Regions from separate parts of the Homo sapiens genome. Here regions 1 and 2 are each linked to region 3. The links are chromatin loops, found by intact Hi-C in ENCODE. Cell type or tissue: PC-3. All regions are shown on one strand. Region 1 has its middle 210 kb from the start of LINC02403. Region 2 has its middle 230 kb from the start of LRIG3-DT. Region 3 holds the start of LOC105369786 (a long non-coding RNA gene).

Evidence for each region. Hi-C counts contacts between places; a loop is a spot of excess contacts. Peaks named below come from ENCODE experiments on the same cell type or tissue, not always from the same donor. Only the 100,000 strongest peaks of a DNase experiment are listed, where the experiment ranks them.
Region 1: a loop joins it to region 3, with 10 times the contacts of the local background. A loop is called at or near these places in 14 of 110 quality-filtered maps.
Region 2: it touches region 3 in a loop (6-fold over the local background); 2 of 110 quality-filtered maps call a loop at or near these places.

Annotation. Positions count from the first base shown.
Region 1 is chr12:58,300,389-58,305,388 of GRCh38, reverse strand. No RefSeq gene overlaps it. Among named protein-coding and RNA genes, the nearest start is that of LINC02403, 210 kb to the right of the region's middle. In PC-3, a CTCF peak has its summit at 2,824; a DNase peak (open chromatin) is centred at 2,778; H3K27ac peaks cover 713 bases.
Region 2 is chr12:59,148,330-59,153,329 of GRCh38, reverse strand. No RefSeq gene overlaps it. Among named protein-coding and RNA genes, the nearest start is that of LRIG3-DT, 230 kb to the right of the region's middle. In PC-3, a CTCF peak has its summit at 3,109 (motif pointing right); a DNase peak (open chromatin) is centred at 3,139.
Region 3 is chr12:58,174,475-58,179,474 of GRCh38, reverse strand. LOC105369786 (a long non-coding RNA gene) reads left to right here and starts at 1,481. Exons shown (of 3, transcript XR_945004.3): 1 at 1,481-1,553; 2 at 1,998-2,161; 3 at 2,820-2,939. In PC-3, CTCF peaks have their summits at 2,798 and 3,000 (motif pointing left); a DNase peak (open chromatin) is centred at 2,994.

The DNA of each region.
Region 1 (5,000 bases), 130 kb before region 3:
TGTGTACACACACATGTGTCTGCAAGAGTATGTTTAGTTTATTGTATTTTCCAAACCATCATACAGACTGGAAAAGAACTAACTTGTTACTTTGGGAAAGGCAGGAAATTAAAACGTCTAGCTTTGCCACATGTTTGATAGCCTATATGGTTGACATAGGCTAAAAACAAACTATGTAAGTAAGATAGTAAACATAGTAAAATTCCCTAGGAAGCTATGAAGTTGCAACCATCTAGTCTGTAAGGCAAGTTCATTTATTCTCATGGGTGTCTATCTCATAACTTTATCATCACACTCTGTAAGATTCATCACACTTTGGTTCCTCCTTCCTCGCTGTGAGATTCAGGCTTGCCCACCCTGGCTCCTAATCTCCTCACATAGTTTTCTTTTCCTAAGCTTTTCAATACAACACAAATTAAAAACGATGCATGAACATTTGCTTAATTTTAATTACAAAGTTTGAGATTTACTGCGACTTGAGATTGGCTTAAAGTCTTTTCAAACTATTAACAGGTCAGATATTCCTTCTAAAGCCCTCATCTTGAGAAGATAGAATTCCTCATTAACAGCAAGCATTCTTCTCTCAAACACGAGATAAATTAGATAGTTGATTGTTGTTGTCCGATGAAACAGTTCATCAGTAATGCCCATTGCTTGAAATATAGACCTGACCTGAATGAAATTATTATGGAAGACTTGAATACCTAGTTTTTTGGTGCTAATATGTAATAAAATAAATCTTGATTCACAGAGTTTTGAATTCTCTCTTTGCTTTTGTCCACCAACAGATATTCAAGTCATTATTGTAAGTTTAGCCACCATAGAATAGTCAGTATATGGACAAGATAATTTTCTTATTCTATTTTATCATTATTTTATTTCAAACTCATTTCTTTACTTTTTTTTTTTTTTTTTTTTTTTTTTTTTGAGACGGAGTCTCACTCTGTCACCCAGGGTGGAGTGCAGTGGCACAGTCTTGGCTCACCACAACCTCTGCCTCCCTGGTTCAAGTGATTCTCCTGCCTCAGCCTCCTGAATAACTGGAACTACAGGGACAGGCCACCACGCCCGGCTAATACTTTGTATTTTTAGTAGAGATGGGGTTTCACCGTGTTAGCCAGGATGGTCTCAATCTCCTGACCTCGTGATCCACCTGCCTCGGCCTCCCAAAGTGCTGTGATTACAGGCATGAGCCACCGTGCCCAGCCCTCAAACTCATTTCTGATCTGAAAATAATCTGCCACCTTCTCTGCATTTATATTGGGTATATATAAATTTGGCTATATGTTTAATAGGCCCAAAATAGCAGTGTCTTAAGACAGAAGTTCATTTCTTTCTAGTCATGAAAGCTGGTAGGACAGCCCTGTTTTGCAAATGCATTAAAAGATCTAGGCTCATCTGGATGTAGTGTCTCACACCTGTAGTCCTCACACTTTGGAAAACTGAGGCAGGATGGAAAACTTGAGACCAGGAGTTCAGGGCTGCAGTGAGCTATGATCATGCCACTGTACTCCAGCCTGGGCAACAGAGCAAAACCCCGTCACATGCAAAAAAAGACCCAGGTTCCAACAGCCTCAGGTTTCTGTTCTCATCTACCTGGTGCAAAGTAGCTCATCTTAATCCACATTTTGAGCAGCAGGATAAAGAAAGAGGGTGGGAAAAGGGGGAACATTATTCCCACCCGCTTTCAGGAGGTAAGAGTTTCAGAAGTCCAACACGTCTCTGCTCCTCATATCTCATTGGCCAGTGATTAGTCACATGGTCACACCTGGCTAAAAGGTAGGTTTGTAAATAAGAGTTTTTGTTCTAGAAGCCAGGTGCACAGCTAAAAACCAGTGGTTCTATTGTGGTAGAAAAAAGAGACTGAACATTGAATCTGAATTATTAGTCCCTGTCACAATTTTTTTTGAGAAATCTAGTGATAATTAAACAATTCTGCAAAGCATTTTCTCTCAGTAGGACTTTCTTGAGTTGGGAGAAAAAAAGTCAAACCTAGGGGAAAAAAATAAAGAATTACCATTGTGGATACAGGCAGGCCGATAAAATGAAAAGGTAAAAGAAAAAACTACTCCCAAAATTTTGAACTTCACAGATATCTTTCTTCAGTCTCTTTTTTGCCGTAACACTGAGTTTTCTAAAAGTCTGTTTATTCTTAAACATCAACGGGACATAAGTTCTTTTAATTTTTATTTTCACAGTTTGGGTGCTTGAGATTTTTTAAGGCAGATTTTTCCTGGAATTAGACAGTTCAGCAAACTTTAAGAGGCCAGATTTGCCTGGTTGAGTCTACAGAGAGGAAAGCTTGTGGTTAATCTGCTAGATTTAATATTAGTACTCTTCATTTGTATATATTACAGTCTGCCTACAACTATCAGGTACTTAACCTCATGATATATAACAACCTCTTGAAGTAAGAGCAGAAAACACAACTGCAGTTTTTCTAGCCCAGAGGCAGCTGGTAAATGTAAAGTACACTGGAGCAAAAGGCCTGGGCTCTGGCCTTGAACCTTCTTCCTGGCCATGTGGTCTTCAGCAAGCCAAGTAATCTCTCTGTAATCACTATCAATTTAATTGATTGTGACAGGTACAAGTGGAAATCTGGGTGCACGAGAACCTGATTTTCTTGTTGGATTAATGTCACATGGAGTCTAAAGGCACTATTGATTTAGATACTACAGGGAACCTGTACTCAAAGGGATGTGAATATTTTCTTAAAAGCAAATACAATAAAAACTGTTGTATTTGCCAACTGTCACAATTGGCACAACACCAACCTGGGTATCAGAAATATTTCCACCCCAAACTGCAATCCTTTCTGGCAGTAGGTGTCTCCCAAAGCCACAGGTTTGCTTTACTGCTTCCTCTTCCTGTGTTTTGTGATGGTTGGGGGAGAGTCTTAAAAGACCTTTTCAAAGATGAGTTTATTTAACTAGTCTCCTCTTTCTGTGTGAAGCCTGACAATTATTAAAAATGTTGATTCTATTTCTGAAGTTTTGTACTCCAAAAATGTGCATTAAAGAATAAAGTTATAAAATAGTAACTATTCAGGAGAGTAATCATTCACTAAACAAACGTTTATGAAGAGACAATTCTGTGCCAAGAAAATGGAAACTACCCACTAACGTAATCAAGGACCCCCCATTTTTCTAGGAAAAAAAGAATGAGTTATTTTTTAATTTTTTTTCTTCCTCTTTCCTCCTCTTCCCCTGTTCCCCACTTCCTACTTGGCTCTTTAGAAATGTAATTATAACCTTCTACCTTCCCTTCACCAGACACTCCCTACAAGGCAAGTTCATCTAACTGTGTGCTTAGAAGCTTCAGAGCTGAGACCTCTCCCACCAGGAGATTGCCTTGAGCAATTTACACTTAAAGTAAGCCTGCTATGAAACTCTTTCCCACTGGTAGAGCATCTTGAAACAATGGCCACTTTACAATCTAGTTCTGCCCTCAATGACGCCAGGCTGACCACTCGGTGGATAAGGCACGAAGTCACATAGATCCCCACCTGTTGCATCCCTCCCTGTGTGCCGTTCATGCCAAGTTCCCCTTTAAAAGCCCTTGCTTTCTGCCCCAGAAGAGAAGCAATACCTTTAAGGCAGGTAGCCTGTACTTCTTCCCCTAAGCTAGCTTTGGAATAAATAATTGCTTTGTTTTTAATTTTGTTCTTGTTTTTTTGTTTTGTTTTGTTTTTTGAGATAGGGTCACACTCTGTTGCCCAGACTCAGACTGGAGTGCAGTAGCATGATCATGGCTCACTGCAGCCTCGATCCATCTCCCGGGTTCACATGATCCTTCTGAGTATCTGGGACTACAGGTGCACACCATCACACCTGGCTTATTTATTTATTTATTTATTTATTTATTTATTTATTTTGGGTAGAGATGAGGTTTCACCATGTTGCCCAGGTTGCTCTTGAATTTCTAGCCTCAAGCAGTCTGCCCATCCTGGCCTCCTAAAATGCTCAAATTACAGGCATGAGGCACCGCACTGGCCAAAAGTCACTTTCTTTATGTCAGACCTTGCTGTTAATCGGACTGTGCAAGTAACAAGTGACTGAATCTGCATTTCTGTTACATTCATGGCTTAAAATACAGTAATATATAAGGCATTGACCATATTTTCAAAGACATGACAGCCCAGCAGGTGGGACCATCACATATACAGAGAGCTACAAATCGGAACAGATGTGTCATGATGAGGAAATTCTGCAAGAAGCGGCAATTAGCTGGCCTGGAGTGAGTGCTGGGTGGGTGGAGAAGGAGGGTCAAAGAAACAATATAATACGGTGGTTAGGAAAGCTTGGGCTCTGGGCTCAGAAAGACGGGAGTTGGGTTTAAGGCTTTGTTGTACAGTAGCTCGGTGACAGCAATTAACAATATTATAATGGTTAATAATCCTAATAATAATAATATGCTATCTGTATTTTAGTGTTCCTGAAGTACCATCAGCTTCTTAAAACACAATTATGATTCAGCTGGGTAACAAAGTTGTCTCATCTCTCTTTTAGTTTTAAATTTCCTACTAGAATGCCTCTGTCCCCGAACATCTCTGACAAGGTGCCAATGGCATCACTGAAATAAGAATAACTCAGATAGGTAAAGGGGTGACTGAAGATATTTCAAAATCCTACTTAAACCTTTTGCTGGTGAAAATATGCATGAAAGAGCTATTTTCACTATCATATGAAAAATCCTTTTTTGGCACATACTTTGAGGATTAAACAGAGATTAAACAGCTACCTTTTTTAACCTCCTGCCTACAGAAAGCTGACAGAAAATTTTAGGAATCACCAAATTAGGTTTGTACGTGGGTGCACAAAACCTGGGTTATTTTTCTTTGTCACAACAAAATCTGAGATGTCTTAAAGTGACCTCACAGGCTGTGAATGCCAGAACTTGAATGAAACGGAAGGATTTTGTCTTTAAACTTAACCTTGGAAGGAAAGAGAGTGCTTCTCAAGAATAAAGCCTGTCCTCATCAAATGGCTACTTCTCATTAA
Region 2 (5,000 bases), 970 kb before region 3:
GATGAAAAAAGATAAAGGATGAAGCAGAAGTGACACTGAACTGCAGACTGGAAAAATTGGGAAGGAAGCTGCAAAAGACAAAGTCAAGGATAAATTCAGCCTGACTAAGGAGACTCTTGAGTGGCTTTGCCTCAGGGACCCAAGGTCAGCAGAGAGTAGATGTCTCCCAGGACTTGGATGAACTATATCCTGCTACCTGGCACTTAGCTATGGACAAAAATCACAGGGCTTTTCTCCAAAGAAACTGCATCATCTACCTCTGGTTAATCAGTGAAATTCTAAATAAACTGTAGAGCACAGTTTTCCTTATTCCAGCATTAAGAGGCTTTTTGGTTTAATGGCTACCCCCGCCCACTAACCTTAAAGTGAAGCCTGCTGAACTTGACCACACACAGAGCTTCCTATTTATTCCTTCTAAGTGTCAGTATAAAACAAACATTCAACATAAACTGCAGGATATCTGCAACATGAAAAACATACAATAGAAACCGATAATTTGTGTAACATAATGATGAAAATTTGTTCAAAGTCAAATATGTTTTCTCAAAGATTAAAGAAGATACAGTATCCACCAAATAGGAATGAAAGGCTATGAAAAAAAAATCTAAGAAAAAGAGTGCTTTTAGAAATTAAAAGAAAATGATTGGAGGACTAATTAATTGGAAGATAAAAGTTAAAAAAATCTCAGATTTATAGAAAGATAGAACAAAATTCAAAAAGACCTAGTCAGAATCCATAACATCTAAGAAATGATCCCCCAAAAGGGTGAAAATGAACAAATTTTAAAATACAAGGCAAGTTTAATAACTTAATGTTAGTTTTAAGTTAAAAAAAAAAGAAACAGTGTTCATAGCTGAAGTTTCCCAGTGTTCTGGAATATGCTGAACAATGATAAGGTACCTTAATAGGGTTTTCACAAAGTACAGAATGGACTCAAATGAGGTTGTCATCAACTCTATCCTGGAATTTTTCAGGGTCACCAAATAACATATAAGTAGACTACTAGAATATGACTGAGAATTCAGGATTAGAAGAGACAGAAGTAAGTGATTCTAGAAAAAGGGAATAGCACACGCAAAACTCTGGTGTGGACAAATGCAAACTGCCTGCTGTCCTATGGTAATCTTCGGAATCTGTAATAAGCACCAGCTCATCAGGACAGATGTAGCAATCAATTCGGACAGATACCAGCTCTTCACAACCAATACAGCCATACCTGACTAAGTGTCATCCCTGCTGTCACTGAGAGAGAAGGGCAAGTTCTTTAGTTTAAGAAGAACAAAAAGGATGAATAAAGGAAGCAAAAAAAAAAAAGATGAGGTAGATTTGCTGTTTTAAGGCATACGGTTTATGGAGTGAGAAGACCTACTGTGCTATAAATTCCTGCCCTTTGTCCTCCAGAGTCTATCCTTTGTCTATGTATACATGTGTGTGGCGGGGGAGGGGGGAGCCTGGAAGAGGAAGATGAATTAAATATATATTTGATTTTAAGCTCAAGATAAAGCTTAATATGTTTGTACTTCTGGGCAAATGCATTGTTACTTTCTGGGCAAAGACTTCATTTTAAGGCAATAGAGGGCTGATTGACCTTTCAGTGGAGGAGGTTTTCATGGTAAAGTCTCAGGGTTTCTTGAATACCAGAGGGGGCAAGAGAAGAGTTAAGGGTTATAAGGAGACAGGGGGTACTGAAAACAAAGATTCATTAAAAGCTCACCTTGGTTCAGGTACTATAACCTAGGACATACAGATATGGATTACTGGGATGATAAACAAGAAAAAAAACTGAATTCATAAGAGCCATGAGAGGAGTAAGTTTGGAGTGATAGGAGAAAGGGGGAAAAATTAATCTATTCTTAGAAATGACTCAACCCAACAGGATCTACAAATCTAAGGAATGTAAGCTACAAGAAACCAAGAGCTTTTTTACTTCTTATTCATCTGAGAGTTGCACAAGTTAGGTTTGTTAATTTCTAATGAATTAATTGAATGGGTGATTATGCTGATTATGTTTTATTTTGAAATAGTAGTAAATTTACTATAGCCAATTTATTTTTCATATTTTGTCAAAAAATTTTGCTTAAAGTGTCTCTATTTTTCTAATTTAAATTCATGCCAGGTGCAGTGGCTCACACCTGTAATCCCAGCACTTTGGAAGGCCAAGACAAGTGGGTCATTTGAAGTCAGAAGTTCAAGACCAGCCTGGCCAACATGGTGAAACCATGTCTCTACTAAAAATACAAAAAAAATTAGCCGGGTGGTAGTGGTGCATGCCTGTAATCCCAGCTACCCGGGAAGCTGAGGCAGGAGAATTGCTTGAGCCTGGGAGGTGGAGGTTGTGGTAAGCCAAGATCATGCCACTGCACTCCACTCTGGGTGACACAGTGAGACCCTGCCTCAAAAAAAAAAAATTCTCTGCTGCATGTCTCTGCTTCAGTTTGCAGAATCTCAGGCATAGTGAATAAAACTCATTCCAGTTCAGGAAATTCCATTTTCAGGCTGGACTCAGTGGCTCACACCTGTAATCCCAGACTTTTGGGAGGCTGAGGTAAAAGGATCTCTTGAAGCCAGTAGTTCGAGACCAGCTGGGAAATTAAACAGGACCTGTCTTTCCAAAAACAAATTTAAAAATTAGCCTGGTGTGATGATGCACACCTGTAGTCCCAGCTACAAAGGAAGCTGATACAGGAGGTTCGCTTGTGGCTAGGAACTTGAGGCCACTGCACTCCAACCCAGGCAACAGAGAGACCTGTCTCTGAAAGAAGAAGAAGAAGAAATAAATTCAATTTTCAGAAAATGGCCCATTAGAAGTCTCCAATTAATGAAGTGATAAATTGAGTTGTGCATTAAAAGTTACCATAAATTTTATATTTCTTATATAGCAACATATTTCTCTAACTTAGTAATTAGTCTATTGATTTGTTCATAAATGAAATTTGAGACACAAGCAAGGTGAGTTGTTACATGTTAAATCAGTTATTATAAAATCAGGTTTTTGTCAAATTGTACTTATCTAAAAGTAAATAAATAATTAGCTGATCCTTCACACAGTGTTTTCCAATGTCCTCATTACTGTCTTCTGCACAAACCACTAGGGGGCAAGACAGTCTAACATATTAGAGTAGACCTAATTGTATCCAACAGAGGGCAGTAATACACAAACTAGGGAGACAAGTCAATTACATTACATTTCAGCCATTCGCATCTGCCATTTCCTCTGGGGATTATAAGAGGGAGGGAAGAAAGGAAGGAAGGAAGGAAGAAAGGAAGGAAGAAAGCAAGGAAGGGAGGGAGGGAACAACCCTCTCAATAAACAATTCATTGGCTGACTTTTCTGAAATTGTTAAACAAGTGAATTTAATAAACAATTTTTTCTAGATTTAAATAATTTAACTTTGAAGTGAAAAACCATAAGTTAGAAGATAAGTGTTAACAAATAGAAACAATAAAATGTGAAAATCATTTCCAATGAAAGGGAGCAAGTGTTAACAATTTTATTTTTATGGGCAAATGCAATATCATGTTACTTTTAAAGGATAAGTAGTGAATCAACAGCATAAATAATTATTTATTAGACAAAAAACAAGAGCTGAGTATCAGTGAAGTGTTAGACATTCAAAGTCATAGTCAAGGGATTAGCAATGTCTCATAAACATCTTGAAGAAGAAACCTCGGTTATGGGGAAAAGTCAAGAGTCAGAAAGCCTGGGTTTATTACTGACTATAGTATCTGATGGCTGTATGATAAGTGGTAGGTTGGTCAATCTACACAGGCTTCAGTTGCCTCATGCAAAGTTACAGAACTTGTAACGTAAATGGTTTCCCAACCTGGCTGCTCATAGAGGAAACCTTGCATTGTCATTCTCCATACCTTGTGAATTAGCACTGACTCTCCAGGAATGAAACTCAGCAACATCTATACATACATATACATATGATACAATTTAAGATCATATTATACACACATGCAATTCTAGATAATTCTGATGGTCTGTCATTATTATAACTATTGGGCTAAATGATGGTTAAGATTTATATTTTCTCTATAAAATTCTGAGTTGATGACTATTTGTGCATAATTACAACTAGTATTTTAGGATATAAGATATTTTTCTCACCCAGCACTAAACACATACACACACCAAAAACTCCATCACATTAAAAAAAACAAATAGAACTTGACAGAGTTCAAGATGTGCTATCCTAAAATGTGGCACCTTGACATATGGAATATTTTAAGTTGAAGGAATTTGTGAAATAGATATGCAGGAAGATATCTCTGACTTCTCCTTCACTTCTCCCCTAGAGAAGGTCATAGGGCTTCATGTGAGAGGTGGCTTCTCAATACCTAGAGGAAAGGAGCATCCTTACCTCCAAAGACACAGATCACAGGGACACCAAGAGGAATCTGAACAAAAAGGCCCAAGTTCCCCTGGTTTATTACCCTTAACTCATACTCTTTCTTCCTTCTTTCCTTCCTTCCTTCTTTCCTTCCTTTTTTCTTTCTTTCTTCCTGCTCTTTTTTTTTGCCTTATGCTTTTCCATGATTCTCTATTCTTCCTCAAACCTATTTAAAACACTTCCTCAAATCTATTTAAAAACACTCAGGTTTAATTGTTTTTTTCAGTCTTCACTTCTTTATGAAGGCTCCTGTGTCATGTAAAAAATAATATTAAATAAATGTGTATGCTTTTCTCTTGTTAATCTGTCTTTTGTTATAGGGGCCCCAGCCAATGAACCTATGATGGGTTAGAAGGAAAATGTATTTTTTTTCCTCCCCAACAAATTAAAAAATAAATCAATTAGAAGACAAAGTTTCCAAGAGTTCCATTGAAACACTGGCACTTTTTCATTTCTCCTCAGAACTTTCTTTCTTTTTTTTTTAACTGAATAGTTGTCATTATTACTTTTGATGTGATGTGGCTGCAACTGATTATATGCATAAACACCTTGACATTACTATTATTGTTGTTGTTGTTATATCTTGTATTAGTCCGTTCTCAT
Region 3 (5,000 bases):
CATTTTTCCTTGGGAGATGGAAAACTTCAGGTATGTTCTATTTGAGAAACCACCTCATAGGAGAGAATATATGGCATTATACCTAGCATAATGACAGTGCAAAATATAAGCCCTTTTAAAAATGACAAACCATCAGTCATTTGAGGAATCAAAGAGGAAAAAGTGTTGTTCCAAGCCCTCATTAAAATTTCACTTTTGCTTACCTGTCATAATAGGTCTTAAATCAATTCTCTGATTACGAATTGCCTGTTGTAATATTGTCTATTAATTTTAGCCTCTGTTTCAGAAGAGTAGAGAAAAATATTTTAACTCAAAGAAGGAATCAGGGAAATGTGATTGCAAGCCAAGGTGAACAAAGGCATTTTATGAAGCCAGAGTGATTGGTAAGTGTTCTGAGATCTAAGAATTAAGAGCTATGCCACTTGTGCCTGGTTGCTCAATAAGAAAATGCTTTCATTTTTGACAATTTGCAAAAAGACTTCGACTGGCAACAGCAGTCCATAAATGTATTCAAAATATATATCTTACATAGGCTTGTAGGACTCAAGCCAATGTTTCTCAGCTCTTTATTACTGGACACCCCTCTCAGTGAATATTGCAGATTCCGAAGCTCCTTCATTTGTGCGTGCGCACACACACACACACACACACACATTTATCTTTCACCCACTGAGTGGGTTTTGGAGTCATGTTTCATCTTCCATTTATTAGTCCCATGACTTTGAGCAAGTTACTTAACCTCTCTGCTTTCCAGTTTCCTCATCTGTAAAATAGAATAATAACAGAATATACCTCAGAATTCCTTAAAGGTTAAATATGATTATGTATTTAGAATAGAATCTAGCTAAAAGTAAATCTTAGTGAATGCTAGAAGGAAAGCAGCAATTCAGTGGAGATTTAGAAATGAAAGAGACTTTAGATATTATCAATTTATAAATGAGAACACTAATGTTTAGAAAGGCAAATTGACTCCCTAAAATTACACAGATATTTGATGGCAGAGCTGGTACTAGAACATAAATTTTCTGACTCCCAAAACAATACTCTTTCCAATACTCCTAGTCTTTTCTCCTCTGCCCCCCAGCTTTTGCTATGCCAGGCACCCATGAATAAGAAGATATGGTGATGAACAGAATTAAGAGACCCATATTCTACTCCCAGACTGATGCCTCCTTCAACTTCTTATTTCTCTTTTATGAAATGAAGGGATTGGAACCATATGATTGCAAAGATTCTGATCAGTAATAGCAGCATTCTATGATCCTACTGACAAATCTAAGTTCTGCACCATTTTTATGGGTGAAGAGTGAGACAGGAATCACTTTCACCACCTTCTACAGTCCTCTGCTCTGTCTAATCACTTTGTGAAGTTGTCCAGTCTTGCGCTCACCTCCTTGCTATCTCCTGCCCCGATGTTTTCACCTTCTGCCTGGAGCAATGTGGGGAGAATGTAATGAACACAGATGAAGTAGGGAAAGGAGATCTAGGGAAGCATCTCTAGCAGGAGATTAGAGAACTAGTGTGTTCCTCATGCCTGATGGTTCACACAACAGGTATCTAAGTTAAAGAGCAACCAGTAGTTCCATAAGGGCATGGATCACATTTTGTGGAAATAAGCCACAGAAGAAATCTAAGAAATTATTTTAATTCTGTTTCTAGAACAAAGTATATCTTTATCATTAGAAGGGTGCTCATTTACAGTAATACATGAGTTCTATAAGAACAACAAAGGGTCAGGCATGGTGGCTCATGCCTGTAGTCCCAGCACTTTGGGAGGCTGAGGCAGATGGATGGCTTGAGCCTAGGCATTTGAGACCAGCCTGGGCAACATGGCAAAACTCTATCTCTACAAAAATACAAAAAATTAGCCAGACATCATGGTGCACACCTGTTGTGCCAGCTGCTTGGAAAGCTGAGGCGGTAAACTCACTTGAGCCTGGGAGGTCAAGTCTTGGGAAAAAAAAATACAGGATGTGGTAAGCATATCTATCCCCCAGGTTAAAGGAAGCATGAAGGTGAGCTAGACCACTGTGATTAGATAAAGAAAGCAGACTCAGTGGCCTCTACACCTGCTTTTGCATAACGTGAGACAGACCCAGATGCACAGAGAGCTCTGAAATGTCATGAAGGAAGCAGATGAAGAAGACAGTACAGGACAGAGGTAAAATGAACAGGATGGGATCACACTTGTTCTTCAGGTAGAACTGGGAACACGAAATGGTTGCCTATTTGGTCCCTCAGTTTCTTTTCCTATAAACCCCTCTTAAGCCCATCATGTCAAAGGGCAGAGCCAGAGAAGCTAATCCACACAGGTAGAAACAACTAGTTGAACAGTTCATCAAACATGAAGTCAAAGTCTGGACACTGAGTAGTCCTACCCTTCACCCAAAAAGGGGACAATGCAGGGATCCACCTCATATGATGAACAGAGGAAAGAAATAAGGATGCTTGACTTAGAGAAGAGATCCATCTGGGGCAGAGAAGAAAGTTTCAAATGTGAAGGGATAAGATGTGGTAAAGAAAAGAGGTTGCTTGTCCTTAACTAGAGTGAATATCATTCTCCTCATCCCTGGGCCAGCACTGGCTTATGCCTGTTGACCCAGGACTAGTTTAGCATTTGTCCCATTTGAGGAATTTTTATTAAAGCTGCATTAAAATAAGTCAGGATAGGTTTGGTAGACTTCCACTTTGTACTTCCAGCTTCTGCCATAATTCTTACTTGGCTTTGTGTAAGGCACACAGGGCAGTGAACAGAGATCTAACTTTAACACATGGTTTAAAACGAAAAGATGATCAACAATCCATCTCTCTTTTCCCAGCCCTTTTCAGAGCAACGTGATTAATAGCTCACTTTCAAGAACAGCATGCAGGGTGCATGCTTGCCCACATGACAAAAGATACTCAGATACAAGCCCACATGACAAAAGATACTCAGATCCAAGCACTCGCGAACTTCCAGTGTCGGGTGGTAGGAGACTACTCATCATTCCTCCCTCTGCTGGCGATTTCATGAATAAGCCAGGTGGACCAGCCTGTGTGAAATGCCTAAATGCATAGAGACGCCAGGCTCCCAGCTAACCATTGAGAGGGAAATGTGGGAAATTACATTACATATCAGAGTACAGTCTGAACAGTTTCACCATAGAATGTATCATAGAAAGTAGTCTGAAAGCTCTTACCAAAGTGATTTTGTCATTTATAATATGGTGTTCAGTAATTTTTTTATTTTGTAATAAACTCTTCAGCTGCAATGATCTTTTTAAAAGTGCCTATTAATAAAAAATTAAGTATTGAATTTCTACGTCTCAAGAACATTTGTTAAGACTTACTTACCATCCACCATGAGGGCCATCGTGATATCACTGACCACATGAAAACCTGAAGACAAACCTAAGAAGCATCCTCATCTACTTCAAAAGTTAATTATTTTAAGACGACTATGCCCAGAGATGAAGATTTAGCACTTTCAGCTGCAGAACATGTGTTTATGTATTATTCTGTGAGGCATGACTTTTTATTTATATCAAATGACTGTTCTTCTAAATAAATTTCACTTACTTTTTATTCCAAATATTTCTGTGCATATACAAAAGGTAAAGTGAAAGCTGTGTGGAGTGACTCCATAAGCAGAAAAAAACTTCAAAAGTTGAAACTGTCAGTTTTATGTCATTGTCATTACTGAAGTTTCAAATACAATATCAGTTAATTCCAAAAATAGCTCCAGTATTTCCAGTATTTCTGTCTATCTCATGAAAAAATTCAACAGTGAAACTAAAAACTTTTGTAGTAGACATAGGATTTTTGGAGTACAGTGCTATGGTAAAAGCAATATTCTTACTAAGTTAAATCAGACCAGACATGGTAGCTCAAGCTTATAATTTCAGCACTTTGGGAGGCCAAGGCAGAAGGATTGCTTGAGGCCAAGAGTTCAAGACCAGCCAGGGTAACAGAGTGAGATGTCTCTACCAAAAGAAAAAATTGTTTTAAAAACCAACTGAAAAGGAAATAGTAGTGATGATTCTATGGCATAATAATTGTATGACACTTTAACAATTGCCTTATATCTGCGTCCCAGAAAAATGGGTCAATAGGTCAACAGTAGTGAGAAGTGTGAAAATAAGTATGTGAAAATGCTGTGAAAACAGTCAAGGGCAACACAGATGCAAGCTATCATTATTAATAAATTGAAGCATATATTTACATTTTTAGTATATCCTATATTTGATCATTGGCTATGCAAATCACTGTTTTATATACTCTAAGATTTTGGTCTTCTGTGTTCAGGTTTTCAGATTTCTGTTTCTTAGGCTGGGCACACTTTAATTTGTGTTAACTTGCATTTAGTCCTTCCACAGAAGCATGTTTTACCCCCCAAAACAGCTCATATGAATGTTAAGGTAAGGGTCCCATCTCGCATTTTCCTGTTCAGCCCTCACAGTGTTTAGATCAATGTTTAGCAACTCAGAGGTCTCAGGAGACAAGACTGGCATCATAAAAATACTTTCTTCCACATTTGGTAACAATAAAGTCTCAAATCTTTAGCACATTTTTTTCTCATAAAGAGTAAGCTCCATTCTGTGAGCCTTCCCTGCTACCTCCTATTATTCCCCCATGAAGTGAAATGTTACTATGACCAGGATTCAACAAACAAAACTAACATGGCTCAAATCCTTAAAACCCTAAGAATACTTCTCAATATAATAGAATTCAGATCCACTGGTGTGCCCAGCAGCTTTTGATCCCAAGGAAGATAAAATGTGTGCCTTACTATCTAATTCTTTTTCACTCCCTTCAATTGCAGTGGGATCCTTTTATCATTATTTTAATGTTTCTTTGCCTAAATGGCTGAAAGCCTTCATTCCGTGCTCTTGAGAGCTGATCCGAATCACACCCACAGAGCATATTGTGTGAACTTGCAATTATTTCCTGTGAATGCTCTGTAAATGTGTTGAAATCAAGCATGAACATTTCCAGCCAAACTGCAAAAATTTTTTTCAGGA